Regions from separate parts of the Homo sapiens genome. Here region 2 is linked to region 1. A link is an interaction called in ENCODE POLR2A ChIA-PET data of the cell type or tissue named here. Cell type or tissue: OCI-LY7. All regions are shown on one strand. Links, peaks and the distances in the headings refer to the core of each region. The heading gives the core; the rest is flanking DNA.

What was found. ChIA-PET counts read pairs that join two places held together with the same protein. Peaks named below come from ENCODE experiments on the same cell type or tissue, not always from the same donor. Only the 100,000 strongest peaks of a DNase experiment are listed, where the experiment ranks them.
Region 2: POLR2A ChIA-PET joins it to region 1 with 5 read pairs; 5 of 35 experiments call an interaction of 5 or more read pairs at or near these places.

Annotation. Positions count from the first base shown.
Region 1 is chr6:52,564,205-52,568,412 of GRCh38, forward strand. The region is part of intron 1 of TRAM2 (translocation associated membrane protein 2); the gene reads right to left. Among named protein-coding and RNA genes, the nearest start is that of TRAM2, 11 kb to the right of the region's middle. In OCI-LY7, for the core only: no CTCF peak of the experiment used is centred there; a DNase peak (open chromatin) is centred at 2,207; H3K4me3 peaks cover 1,142 bases; H3K27ac peaks cover 715 bases.
Region 2 is chr6:52,297,331-52,301,244 of GRCh38, forward strand. LOC124901329 (a long non-coding RNA gene) reads right to left here. Exons shown (of 2, transcript XR_007059609.1): 2 at 3,334-3,914. Among named protein-coding and RNA genes, the nearest start is that of MCM3, 15 kb to the left of the region's middle. RefSeq lists a silencer at 2,456-2,525 and an enhancer at 3,601-3,895. In OCI-LY7, for the core only: no CTCF peak of the experiment used is centred there; no DNase peak of the experiment used is centred there.

The DNA.
Region 1 (4,208 bases), core at 707-3,206:
GGAGGGATGGCTCACAGCAAGTGCAAGGAGCCATGCCCAGCCCTACTGCCAGTGACCTTGCTAGTACAAATTGGAGTCACTCTCACACTGAAAAATCTTCAATGGCTCCCTATTACCTAAGCTGAGGACCAAACCCCAATTTTTAAACACCTCCATGGCCAGAACCCTGCCTGCCAGTCCGGTGTCACCTTTCACCACTTCAACCCTTAACCAGCCCCTACCCAGCCCACTCTGGCAATACAGAGACACTTGCCATATTCCCCCTGCGCCCAAGCCTTCTCTCTGCCTGGAACTCCCTCTCCCCAGCACATCTGCCTGCCCCATGCCCCTTGAGCCTCAAGGAACAGCCCAAACATCTCCTTTTTAAAATGAACAGTCCCTACCCTTCCCAGAGGGTTTATGCTCTCTTCCCTGACACACACACTGTACCCACCACACACAAGAGCAGCAGTGACACCACCACTCCCTAAGGACTCTCAACTCAATGGAAGCAGAATCTACACCTCTTCATCCTTTATCCCTAGCCCCAAGAACAGGGCTTGGCAGAGAGCAAATGCTTGGTCCAAGTCTGGCTGAATGAATAAACAAGAGAAAGACAGAGGTGGGGAGAAAGGAAGAATTAACCCTCTCAGGGCAGAGGGGCTGGAAAGCGCGTTCTGAGCAGGTGGTGCTTTTGCCATATTTGAGGTGGGCCTCAAAAAAGAAATAGCAGTTATAGGATGAAATGGAGAATGAGATGACTTGGAGTGCAGGGTGCATGAAAAAAAGCAGAGAAGCATGAAGGAGGAGGGAATGTTCAGGGAACACAGGTAGGTTGGTCTGCAATGAGGGTCAGGGCAGGGACGAGGCCTGAGGGAGGTGCAGAGTCCAGGACAAAGGCTGATCAGATTGTGGGGAAGCTTTGAAGCCAAGCTAATTGCTCAGCCTTTAGGCGGGCATCTTGGAAGGAGTCTAAGTAGGGAGACCCATGTTCAGCTCTGTGTTTGAAGACAATCTGTGACAGCTATGAGGAGAAAGGATCAGAAAAGATGAGAGTGTGGGGTCCAAGTTAGGACCAACCATGGCCATTTAGGTGAGGAATATCAAATGCCCAAGCTAAAACAAAAGATCATTAGGGCGAGAGGAGACCTGGGGGCAATTCAGGAGGTAAAACCACTGGACTCAGTGAACAGACACTGGGGGCAAGGCAGGGGAGGGCAAGTGACGGCTGCGGGCTTCGGTTCCGGTATAAACACTTGTTGAATTTCCCTCTCCTAGAGACCATGCAAACTACAGTCATGCATGGGGATGGTGGTATGGGAGCTAATACAATTGTGGTGTCACCAACAGGCCTTGGTAAGAAGACCCCTAGATACTAAACTAATCTGCTAGAAATCAGACAAAGGGAAAATCTCACTGCATCTATTTCTAGGGGGTCTGGCAAAAGTTTAGAGATGAACAGCACACAATGGATCCACCAGTCCTCTTCATGTTATCACATGCACTTCAAAAAATTACTTACTGACACCTTCATCAGGAACTTCCAGGTGCAAACTATAGGTAGATCTCAGTACATAGCGAGTGCTAAGTAACTTTTCTGAATAAATGTTACATACAGGCTGTGCCTACTTCTTCTGTCCACTGAACACGCCACGTCCCTCCCAACCTCCACTATCTCTGGAAAAGCCTCCACAAAGGAAGTTCCCACCCTCTGTGCCTCCACTGAACACTGGAACAAAACCAGTTTCCTTAGGTAAGTCCACGGTATTTGCATGCAAGCATCATTATGGCTTATTTAGCTAACAAAACAAAAGATAGAGGGAAAAGATGTTCTAACTGACTGGGTCCCTACCTTTTAAGAAATTAGAAGTTACATGAGATGCAAACAAATACCTTTTTATTATAATAAGTCCATAGGACACTTCAGTGATAAAGCCATACGAAGGCAATGCAAGAAGGTGAAACGGAATGATATGCACGTTCAGGAGCACCACTGGCATCACTGCACACGTCAGGGTTATAAGAAGGTCTAGAGAAAAGCCCTTTCTCTCTCCCAACTTTCACTGTCCTTGCCCGCCCCACCACTGTCCTGCTGCTTGCCTGTGTCACATGAAACATATGAGAAAGAGAGCTGAGAATGGCCTTGCAGTTTCTGAAGTCTCTGAATCAACACCAGAGACAGTTCAGCTGCTTTGGGGGCTTGCTTCCTGGTTGGGGGTTGAGACTGAAATTTCCCCAGGTGGAAGTCCTAACCTGGACCAGTGCCCCAGCCTCCTAACCAGACTTCCTGTCTCTAATCTCTCATCTCATCCCCTAAACCACTCTAGTAGTCTCCAGAGCAACCTCATCACACTGCTGTCTTTCCTAACAGTCTTTAAAGGCTCCCATTACCTCCAGGACAGTCTCAACTCCACGGCAGGACCTAAGGGGCCCTGGGTGATCTGGCCCCACCTCCACCCTTGTCCCCACTGCATCCCACCTCCAGAGCATCCTATGACACCAGTGTGCTGAGTGTCCAATGCTTCACACCAGCTCATCTGTCTACAAAGGACGGACTATTCTATTGCCCTCCCATATCTCCTTCTTTCTCTGGCCTTATCTAGCATCCATCTATCCCTATTCTGAGCTAGGAGACCCCCCTCCATGTTCCCAAAGCATCCCCTCTAGTACACTACACTTACTGAGTGAGCACCACTGTGTGTGCTAGACCAGAAGACCCATATGGCAGCTCAACTGGGGTAGTCATCATCAAGTGACTGTACTTGCCTCCTTTTATCTATCTCCCTTATGAGATGGTAAATTCCTTGTGATTAAGCAATGTGTCCTTTTTCTCTGTGTTCCCAGCATCTAGAATGATGGTTCACACAAAAGCACTGCTTAATCAACATTTGCAGAACAAGGGGCAAGAGGTCAAAACCAGCTCAGTTCAGACTCACGTCCCTTAGGCCATGTGAGCAGCAACCCAACTGGTAGGGCTGAGAAACCAACAACATTGGTCAAGTTACACTTAGCTATGACACAGCTGCAGGCTAAAGGCGTGGTAAGTGGTCAGTGAAAATCTGGCGAGGCCATAGTTGTCATGCCTGAAGTTATCTGGACCCAGGAAATGCAGGGAAGAGTAGCTGAGAAGTGTCACATTCTCTTCTTTCTGAAGCTCCAAAAATGAGCACAGTAGAGAGAGTTGTATCAACAAATATGTTAGCTGGCTTGAATTTCAATTTCAGCGTTTTGTACAGAGTAGGTGTATGTGCTGAATGATTATAAATAAAATAAAACTCAATGGCCAAATGGTTGAATAGTGTTGAATGTAGATATTTCCCAGGCTGGGCAAAGAATGACAGAAATGTTTCTTTTACATTTCTTGGGTAATAAAATGTACTATGCAGCAGACCAACTTTGCTTTTTACTTCAGCGCTATAAAACTGTAGCTTTCCAGAAATTTCTGCGGATGAATCAGTCTGGATAGCCAAATTCTCCATATTGCCACAGATTTAGTTTTGAAACTTCAACATTGTTCATTATGGATGGCAATCTTAAAGTCTCAAAGCCAAACCCAGATTCCTTTCCAATATACAGATTTTCTCCTTCTCCACCATGGGTTCTGCTAAGACATATTTCATGCCAACCCCAAATTTGTGCTAGAATCTGGTTTCAACTCAAATAATAAATGAAACCAAGATTAGAAGTGAGCCCACTAACCTAATGGAGCACAATGTTTGCCTAGCTACTACTCCTAAATCTATAGGATTGGGGAAAGGTGCCTCTCTCCTTCTCCTCCCAATTTCTGACTCGCAATTTGAGTTTTATACACATTTTCCAGTCCTGTTCTACATGTCCATGTTAAGAAGGCACAACCAGGCCGCCGGACATTTGACACATCCATGAAGCAGGTGAGCCCCAGAGAGGTGAAGGGCCTTGCATGGGCCACAAGGCTATTTAATGGAAGAATCCAGGCCCCTGTCCTCGCCCCTTTCACTGCACGCTTCCCTGCTGCAGGCCCTCCATTGGCACCAGCCATAATTCATTCCTCAAGAACCCTGAAAGAAGGGCACACGTTCCAGCCATCATAACCAAACCAGAACCCTGCTATTCTTTTAAAAAATCAACTACCACCTGTTCCTTTCTACTTCAACATTCCTCCTCCAGTCACAAAATCCATACAAACAAGTTATTCCTTGCCTGTTGAGGTCACAAGTTGATCAAGTACAAAGTTGGACTACAAACTAAAA
Region 2 (3,914 bases), core at 625-3,124, 270 kb before region 1:
GGGGTTTCACCATGTTGGTCAGGCTGGTCTTAAACTCCCGACCTCAAGTGATCCACCCGCCTCAGCCTCCCAAAGTCCTGGGATTACAGGCGATTACTGGGCATCTTAAGGGGAGTTTCAGGGTATTCCTTTTTGCATACCTTGAAGAAGTAACATTTCTCAGTGTCCCCTCAAGGAGGGGACATTCCTTTCGGTATTTCCCCTCCTCTCTGCTCATATTTAGCATGCATGTTTCAGGCAGTCTCTGAGATGCTAGATTTTCCAGCACTTCCTCCTCCAGGGGCTCCCTCTCATGCTCACATCTAACCATCTGCCTGTTCTAACAGGGTTACTTGAACACAAGCACTGCGATACCTCAACAGTTGATGTGATCGCCAAGACCCTGTTAAGTGACTAATGGGGGGTAGATACACTGGGCAAAGGGATGATTCACCTCCCAGGCAGAACACAGGGAACAGCAAGAAACTTCATCATGCTGCTCAGAATGAAGGACAATTTATTATGAATTATTTCTAGACTTTTCCATTGAATATGTTCAGGCCACAGTTGACTGTGAGTATCTGAAACCAAGAAAAGCAACACTGCAGATGAGGGGGGACACTTGTATTCAACTCTGTTCTATTAACGGAATTAGTGAGTACCCTTAGGTGCCATTTTATGGCAGTAGAGGAGGAGGAAAGAAGAGACAGAAGAAAAGGATAAGGATAGAAAGGGAGAAGGGGAAAGAAGGAGAAAGGGTTGTGGTAGAGGGCTCCCAATTGCCTTTGCTCACACAGAAGCCGCCAGCACCATATCCCTATAAATGACAGTTGGATGGAACAACCTAGTCTTCTTGCTTTGACATTTTTCACTGGGTGCTTCTTTCATCATATTGCAATTAGTGTTTACATGCCTGTTTACTCCAGTGAACCATGTCTTGTTCTGCTTCTTACCCTGAGCACTTAGCCCAGTGCTTGACACACACAGAGTAGGCCTTAATAATGTCTGTTGAATTAACACTGAATACACAACTTCAGATCTTAATTGATTTCTTGCCCTCTTGTTTCCATTCATACAGCTTCCTTTTGTTCTGTGAGCCCTCCCAGCCTTTCTCTTTTGCTTCATTGAGTTCATGGTCCCCCTTTCAGGCCCTCAAAATTGTAAACCTTTATGCTTTTCCTTTTTTTTTTTTTTTTTTGAGACTGAGTTTCACTCTTGTTGCCCAGGCTGGAGTGCAATGGCACCATCTTGGCTCATTGCAACCTCCGCCTCCTGAGTTCAAGTGATTCTCCTGCCTCAGCCTCCCGAGTAGCTGGAATTACAGGCATGTGCCACCACATCCAGCTAATTTTGTATTTTTAGTAGAGACAGGGTTTCTCCATGTTGGTTAGGCTGGTTGCGAACTCCCGACCTCAGGTGATCCGCAAGCCTCGGCCTCCCAAAGTGTTGGGATTACAGGCGTGAGCCACCGCATCTGGCACTTTTATGCTTTTTCCATTTTTGGCTCTAAGTTGGGACACTTAAACTAGTTCTAGGTGGCCCACAGAGTGCCTTCTTAGGAAGACAAAGGAAACAGGCTGGGGACAGTGTCTGGGAACAGGAACTTTCTGGGGCCCCAGAAGTATCAGTATCACCAATTCCTGAGCCTGACTTTTTTTACTTTGTGAGGGGTTTGACAGGGAGCTATGGTTGAGAGGATAGAGGAGAGGAATGTGGCAGTTCCTGATACCAAGTTTTCATATCCTTCCCACCGCTTTGTCCCAGGCCGAAGCATAGAGGCCTACAAGCATTCCCTCACACCCAGCCCTGGCCTGCCAAAGCCAGCCCTGGTCTTTGTGGTAACAAACTTCTCTCTCTTTCCCTCCCCCTTTTTTTTTTTTGAGATGGAGTTTTGTTCTCGTTGCCCAGGCTGGAGTGTAATGGTGCAAACTCGGCTCACTGCAACCTCCACCTCCAGGGTTCAAGTGATTCTCCTCCCTCAGCCTCCCAAGTGGCTGGGATTACAGGCATGCGCCACCACGCCCGGCTAATTTTGTATTTTTAAGTAGAGATCGGGTTTCACCATGTTGGTCAGGCTGGTCTCAAACTCCTGACCTCAGATGATCCACCTGCCTTGGCTTCCCAAAGTGCTGGGATTACAGGTGTGAGTCGCCACGCCCGGCCACAATCCTCTCTTTTCAAAAGAAATCAGCTGTGCTTACAGCTGTGGGTGGGGTGGTGCTGTCTTACTAGAGCAAGAAGTCTAGCCTGGCAAGATATTTCTGTCAACTGCACTGTGGGAACCAATCTGTTCTGTTAAGTTGTAGCTCAAGGGATTTTCTCATGAAGACATGGGGTGCAATGTCTCCTGGAGGCCAGCTGGCTCACCTTGGGCCCATTTCCTCATTGGCCAACCAGCATACAAGACCTGCTCACCGGGCAGCAGTGAGCTGCTTGACAGCCATATTGAGGTGGAGGCAAGTAAGGAGGAAAGCTGAATGTCAGTGAGATATTGGCACAGTCTTCGTACACTACAGTGAGGCAGATACGTGTGGGCAGAGCCACCTGTGGCTTACTTAGAGGAAGGCTGCTATTTGCTTCAAGAGAGGACAAAACCAACAGGTCCATACTTATCTCTCCCTGTCAGCAGATTTGGGTGGCTGTGGCTGGCCAAGGACACAGCCATGAGATAGACTCATGAGACAGCCAGTCTCACTGGGCTCTGGACAGGACTTGGGTCTCTGGATGGGTCACAGCCTGGGTGAATGACAGCCAGGAGAACAACTCTCTGGTTCCATTCCTCCCTGCCTTAGGCTCTAGCTTGAGCAAAGTGGTAGCAGAGCACAGGGGCCTAGGACATTAGCAAGTTCAACTATATTGGAGCCTTCACAGAAGCATGTGTTTTTCTAGGAGCATCCCTGATGAGCTCCAGCAGTTAAAGGAGGATGAAAACAATAGCCTCAGCAAATTCTGCAGCAGTTGGGGGCATCCCTGGGAGTCTTTTTTCAATAACATTGTCCCTCACCTATTGCATGACCAGCCACTCTCTGAAATAAAGGTAGAAATAGGTGCAGGATCTTTCAAGTTGAGCCTGGCTAAGTGAGGTCCACCCTGACCCTCCCATCACCCACTGGGGTTGGAAAGAAAGAAGAGGAATCCTCCAAACTTACCGACCCACAGCCTCCAAACTGCCCCAATAGGAAGGCTATGCAGCAGGAAGGAGTTGTGAACTGTGAACTTTCACATAGCACAAAGGACTTGCCCAAACACTATGCTAAGAGACTTGACCAGACTTCAGCCTGGCTTCTGCCTACACTAGACTGTGTCCCTGTCTTAGTCTGTTTGTGCTGATATGACAAAATGTCTGAAACCAGGTCATTTATAAAAGAACAGAAATTTATTTCCACATAGTTCTGGGGGCTGAGAAGTCCAAGATCAAGGCATTAGCAGGTTCAGTGTCTGGTGAGGGCCTCTGTCTTTGCTTCCAAGATGGTGCCTAGAATGCTGTATCCTCACGTGGCAGAAGAGCAGAACAGCGAAAGGGGGCTAGTTACCTCCAGCCACTAATAAGGTCACTAATCACATTTTATAAGGTCACTGATCACATTTATGAGAGCTCCACCATCATGACTTAATCACCCCCTGAAGGCCCCACTTGTTAGTGCTATCACATTGGTGATTAAGTTGCAACATGTGACTTTGGGGAGACATTCAGACCACAGCAGTCCCTAAAGGTGGCCCCAGCCCCTGTGCGAAGTCTTTGCTCAGAAAAACACAATGCTGCTAAGCTGCAAAATGTACTGTGTCCCAACCCACTTTGCCAAACAGTTTTCAGTAATTTTCCACTCACTCCTTCTGTAATTTTCCATTTTTCCCAGACTTTCTTTGTCCTCTCTTTTTTTTTACTTCCCCATACCCCCTTTTAATTACCTCTATGATCTCCCTTTAAATGTCCC